2 separate regions of the Homo sapiens genome follow, and region 1 is linked to region 2. The links are chromatin loops, found by intact Hi-C in ENCODE. Cell type or tissue: PC-9. All regions are shown on one strand. Links, peaks and the distances in the headings refer to the core of each region. The heading gives the core; the rest is flanking DNA.

Region 1 (2,914 bases), core at 277-2,776, 65 kb after region 2:
ACCTCCCCCATCCTCTGCTTACTGAGGCATGTAGCCGCCTTCTGCAGAAGTGTTAATTTACTCAAAAAAACAAACATCAGTTGAACCTAGTCTACTGCAGAATCAAGTTGAGGTCCTGTATTTGAGGGTATAACTTCATATCATTATTTGGAATAAACTGTACTATGGATTCCCTATGGGGTTTCAGCCAGAACAGCTTTATCAGTATTTCCTGCAGATGACACTCTCTCCCCCAGCCCCCATACCAAGATAGCAAATCTAGCCAAAGCTGGGTGACTTCTGCAAATCATGCTGTCCCAAGCCATCATCAGAGTTTTCAGGGATTCCTCCTTACCTGAGAAGATGCAGAAGACGTTGCAGAGCTCAAGGTCAATGCCTAGGTGCTTTTTGAAAGCGTCCATTCTTGCTTTTATTCCAAGAAATATGCTTGGCAGTTCAAACATCCTGAACCAGGGTATATTTGCCTCTCTCCCATTCCTCCCCTATTTCAGCAGTCTCATCTCTGTTCTGTGCTCTCTGCTCAAGCACACAATATTCCACATCAGACTTGGGAAGACTGGACAATGTTTTCTGCATCCAGCCTGGCTTTGTGGACAAAAGCAGGCTGGAGTTCGGGGAAGCAGAGACAGGTTGAAGGTCAGAAGGCAGTATCATCCTTCAAACAACTTTAGAGCTAGGCCTAACCATGGTGGGTCGAGGTCTGTCTCCATTACTGAGAAGTGAAGATGATGTCAGAATGGAAGGGCTAGGAAGGGAGCCAAATAGTCCTCTTCTCACTGACCTTGTACAGAAGAAACAGCACGGCTTTGGAGTTGGACAGATCTGCGTTCAAATCCTGGGTCTGTTATTTACCAACTGGATTGCTTTAGGTGCTATACTTTAGCTCTCTGAACTTCAGCTTCCTCATTTGTAAAACGGGACATATAGGGCCTGCTTCACAGTGTACAAGGCAAGGATTACATGAGTTGGGTTAAATGGTGAAGGTACTGTGACTGATCCATGGCAAGTGTTAAATGATGGTTCCTGTCCCCTTTCTTCCTTTTTTCAGAATGTAGAGGAAAATTTAGCAGGTACACTATTCAGAGGTTAACCTGTATTCTTCCATGGGGCAAGTCTCTGCAAATTGTCCAGAAGGAATTTATCTCATGTAATTCTTACAAAAATACTGAGAGGCACAATGGGTGGATCCTAATCATCCATCTAGTAGATGAGGAGATTAAGTGACTGGTTCCTAGTCCACAAGGGAGGAGATGGCAGAGAACTGGAATTCAGGCCTTCAGACAGCAGATCAGCGCTCCTTCCTTCTTCACCATGCGGCAGAAAGATGGTGGGGATGTGAATACTTTTTCTTATTTTCTTACAAAAGGTTACAATATTTTAAAATTGCCTTTACAATAAATAAAAATTTAGAAATAAATTACAATGCAGTGAAAGATTTTTTCCTGTGCCTCTTTGCAATGCTCTTGGCTCTTTGACCTTAGCCATTTCAGTTGCCTCTTGGACCCAGTTACTGGTCTAGAGGAAAGATGGTGTCATTGATAAAATACGGGGTTGGGGCCAGACAGCTTCATGGCTCCATATGTGCTTGGTTGCTTCACTCTTGACAGAGGTAGGACTCCTCAGAGAGCAGCTTGGGGTGTCTCTGTGCCTGGACTGTGTCCTGTGGTCAGAGCCCTGCTTCCAGGAAAGGGCCAAGCCAAGATTCTTGTAAGACCAGGACTCCAAAGATTGGAGCTCTCCCCAAGGAGCCTGGAGAGAGTTTGCAATCTTAGGTCTCTGGCTGTTCCACTAATGAAAGGAAACCAGATAAAATGCCAAAACTAATTAAAACAACAAACCTGAAAAGGCCCTGTCAAAACTAGGAAGTCTTAATTCTTGATTTCAACAGAATTCAGGTAGGAAGAATCAACAGAGCATGCTTTGGGTCAGTGGACTGAAGCCCCCTACAGAACTGAGGTGTTGGAGTCCCTGGAGAGAACAAATCTGTTTACCAAATTCCAGCTTCCATCCATTTGGTAGAATAAAAATCCTTTTCTATCCCAGCCCCCAAGCCTTATATACATTTCTGCTGTTTGCTAGAGCCATAGTAATGGTTTTAATGAGTCAGCCCCCAACCTTTATTAATACTTCTCTACCTTTGTAAAGCATGGCACAGTTTACACAACAGTCTTACGTATGTTATCTCATTTCATACAACAACCCCAAGATTGGACAGTATTATTCTCATTTCACTGGTGAGGTCCCAGAGAGGCTAGAAATAACTGGCTCAGGATTCACAGCTAGTGAGTGGCCGAGCCAGAGCTCAAGTCTGTCTTTTCATGCCACTCGTTCACTCATTCAACATTTATTGAGGTCCTACTAAGACCCAGTCTGTGCCAGGCACATGGGATGCAATCCTGTGCTGTTTCCTGTATACAATGGCCTTCAGCCACACCACATACAGAGCCCTGAGCATATGGGCTCTGTCCTGAGGGAGTGCACACCATCAGTTGTGTAAAGAGGCTGTGTGTGAAATTGACTGAAAATGAGTTCTTTGACCTCCTTGATGCGCAGTTGCACAACCCACATGAACAGTGAAATTCTCTTCTGACATGATTCTCCCTGGATTTCCCTCCCTTTCTGTTTCTTTTACTTTCTCCTTTGCCTCCTGTCAACCCTCTGCTTTCTCCAGGGTTCAGCTCTCAGCTTTTCTTTCTCCTATCTCAGTGCTCTCTGAATGGTCTTATCCATTTATAGGGCTTCAGATACCAAACAATGCCAACATTAATAGTAATGGTAAACATTTACTGAGCACTTACTCTTTTCCAGGATCCATGCTGCTTGCTTAATAAGGGTTGCATAATTTAATCCTCACAACAATCCTATTATTGCCTTCAATTTGCAGGTACCAAATGATAGAGCCAGAATTTAAACC
Region 2 (2,914 bases), core at 277-2,776:
CTGTCAGCCATGCAAAAACATAAGGGAAACAGCTTAGAGCTTCTAGTTTGGAATACCTGATTTTCAAAAAGACCTACTGCAGAGATAATTAAAGCTTTCTTAACTCTCTCTCTCTCTCTCTCTCTCTCTCTGTGTGTGTGTGTGTGTGTGTGTGTGTGTGAGAATGAGGTGCTCTGACTGGGCCATTTCTGTGTGCTTCAGCCATTTTTCACACTGAAAATCATATTATGTTAGCAGCGAAAGAGGCAGTGTGCAGAATATGTCCTTACTGCCAAGAACCCATGGTCATGCATTATTAGCAATTTGTCTGGGAGCTGACAGTACAGCTAAAAATCTGATACTGCTTTAGCTTTGAGCTGTCTCCTTTGTTTTTCATTCTTCCTATGGGCATTTGCACCTGACTTGTGGAGAGGTAGAGGTGTGAGCAGACCCTTCTGGGCTTCTGCAACCCCTTTCTCCTCCCCAGTTCTCCTAGGTCACAGACTGCCTCCTATCAGCCTGACTCTAACCCTTCTGTGAAAGGGGTGATGTAATGAGGCGTAATGGAGTGAAGGACAGGGCTGAGGCTGGGTGGACTTGAACCATTCAATCCTTCTTTAACCAGTCATCGCTGCAGCAGTCATAACCCCAGCAATATTTACTGAGCAAAGATCTGACCCCATGAATATTCTTGACCTGCCTGGGGGCTTTATGTTAATAACTTCAAAGTGAGTCAGTGTCCACTGCTCACCCATCCTTGGAGTGGGCTGAAGAGACCCAGTACTGTCCTGGGTGTCTGCAGGACAGAGCTCCAGAGTTAAGAGGTAGGTAGGTGGTCAAGATGGCCTTCCTGACCTGGAAGTGCAGCCCCTTCTGCTTCTCATGAGCGTTGAGGGTCTCCACTATGGAGTGAGGGGGCTGAGTAGAAGCTGCTACTATGCATCATGCATACATGGAGGTTTGGGGTCGGGGGAGGATGTGGTTCTCCCTCAATACAGCCATTCCTAGAAGGGCCGAGCCACCTGAGGAATAGATCACTTTCTATCCAGCATCACCTGCGGAGTAGATGGGAAACCCATGAAGTTCAGGAAGGACCCAGACCTACTAAACTACCTTAATGCTTTCAATTCTAAGGAAAGCTTCTGTTACCCTTCTCTGGGCTCGGTTCTTCATGGGCTTCTTAGGACTCCCTGTTCAGGCCAGCTGAAGATCTTTATGACTAACCAAAGGCCAGACAATCAGGTACCGATGACCACCATTATGTGACCTAGACCTAAGCAATCTTAGCATGTCAGCACTGGAGGCAGGCTTGGAAGCTGATCCAGTCTAACCTTCTTGTTCTCGCAAATAAGAAAACAAAGACAGAGAAGTCAAGACACAGCTAGCTAGGGGCAGAGCCAGAACCCGAAACCAGGTCTCCTAACACCCAACCAAGTGTTCTTTCCACTCCATCCTGCTGCTATCTCAGCATCTGGCCACACTAGGGGAAGAAGGAGACAAAAGGTAATAAGCAACCTAACGTCTTTGGGTCCACACCAGGTACTTACTCCTAACTCCAGGTGGCAGTCTCTCTGCTTGCAGCATCCACGTGAATGAAATCACAACCGAGGGTTTCCCTGGTGAAATATTTTAGATAAATAAATGCCTGGTTGTTGAGGCCACTGTGGCTTCTGACTCAAGTGTTTCTTAACCAGAAGGTGACAACACATGATTACTAATGCTCTTATTTAACAGACCTTCATTTTAGGAGTTCTACTTTTCTGTTACAACCTTTACTGTTGGTGAAAGGTACATTATAATCACTGGCTTCTTCCCTGAGTAAGCATGCCACTTAAACAACCTGACTGATAGGCCAGGTCAGAGGAGAAAACATAAAAGGACTACACAGAGTGTCTTTCTTCCTTTATGTAACAGCCCAAAGAGTAGTAGCAGGGAGCATAACTGTTTATCTAGAACAAATGAAGAAGGAACACTGGCTCCCCTGCTAGTCTGAGTTTTCCTATGAAGATAAACAAAGGGAGGAGATGGGGTTTGTGGACAATGGAAAGGCGAATGATTCCAGGAGGCTTACAGTGGCTCTGAAATGGCAGCATACCTGTCCCCAGCACACAGGGAGATTATTGTTTCAGAATGCCTGTGTTCCAGTAAGGTCTTTTGTTGCTCTGAAATGGGTCACGTTCCAACAGAGATTTAACATCTCTGGCAGATGATCTGAACCCGGCCCCCGTAATAAAATGCCTTGGAGAAGAGCGCTGGTCAACTCTGTGTGTGGTAACAATGATGACACATGGCTCTGGGCTGAGAGGGAAGGGGGCTGGTGCTGCAGCTGGGAAAGGCCACTTGTGATGGCTCAATGAATTTTTATTTATGAAAGAATCCCAGCAGGGAAAGACACCTTTTCAGTTAATTTGTTCCCCTCAGCCTTATTTTGAGCCCCAAACAAGTGAGCAAGTATAATGCCCTCTGTTCTCATTAATAAAAAAGAAATGATCACAGCACTTGAAAATCCCTTAAGAAAGGTTCAAGATAAATACAGAGGGCTTTGCGGATATGATGCCATTTATCTTCCCAGGAGCTGGAGGAGATTTCTTTATGATTATACAAATGGGAGATACAAGTTTCAGGAGCAAAGTTCTTGCTCAATATCCAGAACGGGAACGAAAAGAAGGCAGGATGTGAGCTCTGAGGATGAGCGGGAGGATTGCCTCCAAGCACAATGCATCGCGTGGACACAAGGTGCTTACTTAATGTCAGCCCTGTGGGGGTTTACATGCATTTTAATAAAGATATTTAAACTGTGGGCGCTAAATGTGTCAGTGACAATTTTAAATAAACGTGAACTATGGAAATCCCAGGTTGCTGAGACGAGTGTCATTTTTAGCTTCTTGATATAGAGAATGATCAGCTGAGCAGAAAATGGCAGGATCGTGCGTGG

Evidence for each region. Peaks named below come from ENCODE experiments on the same cell type or tissue, not always from the same donor. Only the 100,000 strongest peaks of a DNase experiment are listed, where the experiment ranks them.
Region 1: it touches region 2 in a loop (10-fold over the local background); 4 of 110 quality-filtered maps call a loop at or near these places.

Annotation. Positions count from the first base shown.
Region 1 is chr1:114,157,617-114,160,530 of GRCh38, forward strand. No RefSeq gene overlaps it. Among named protein-coding and RNA genes, the nearest start is that of SYT6, 5.2 kb to the left of the region's middle. In PC-9, for the core only: no CTCF peak of the experiment used is centred there; no DNase peak of the experiment used is centred there.
Region 2 is chr1:114,092,209-114,095,122 of GRCh38, forward strand. SYT6 (synaptotagmin 6) reads right to left here. Exons shown (of 8, transcript NM_001253772.2): 7 at 1,527-1,595. The coding sequence ends at 1,578. Among named protein-coding and RNA genes, the nearest start is that of SYT6, 60 kb to the right of the region's middle. RefSeq lists an enhancer at 1-164. In PC-9, for the core only: CTCF peaks have their summits at 1,532 (motif pointing right) and 1,732; DNase peaks (open chromatin) are centred at 1,633 and 2,243; H3K27ac peaks cover 1,752 bases.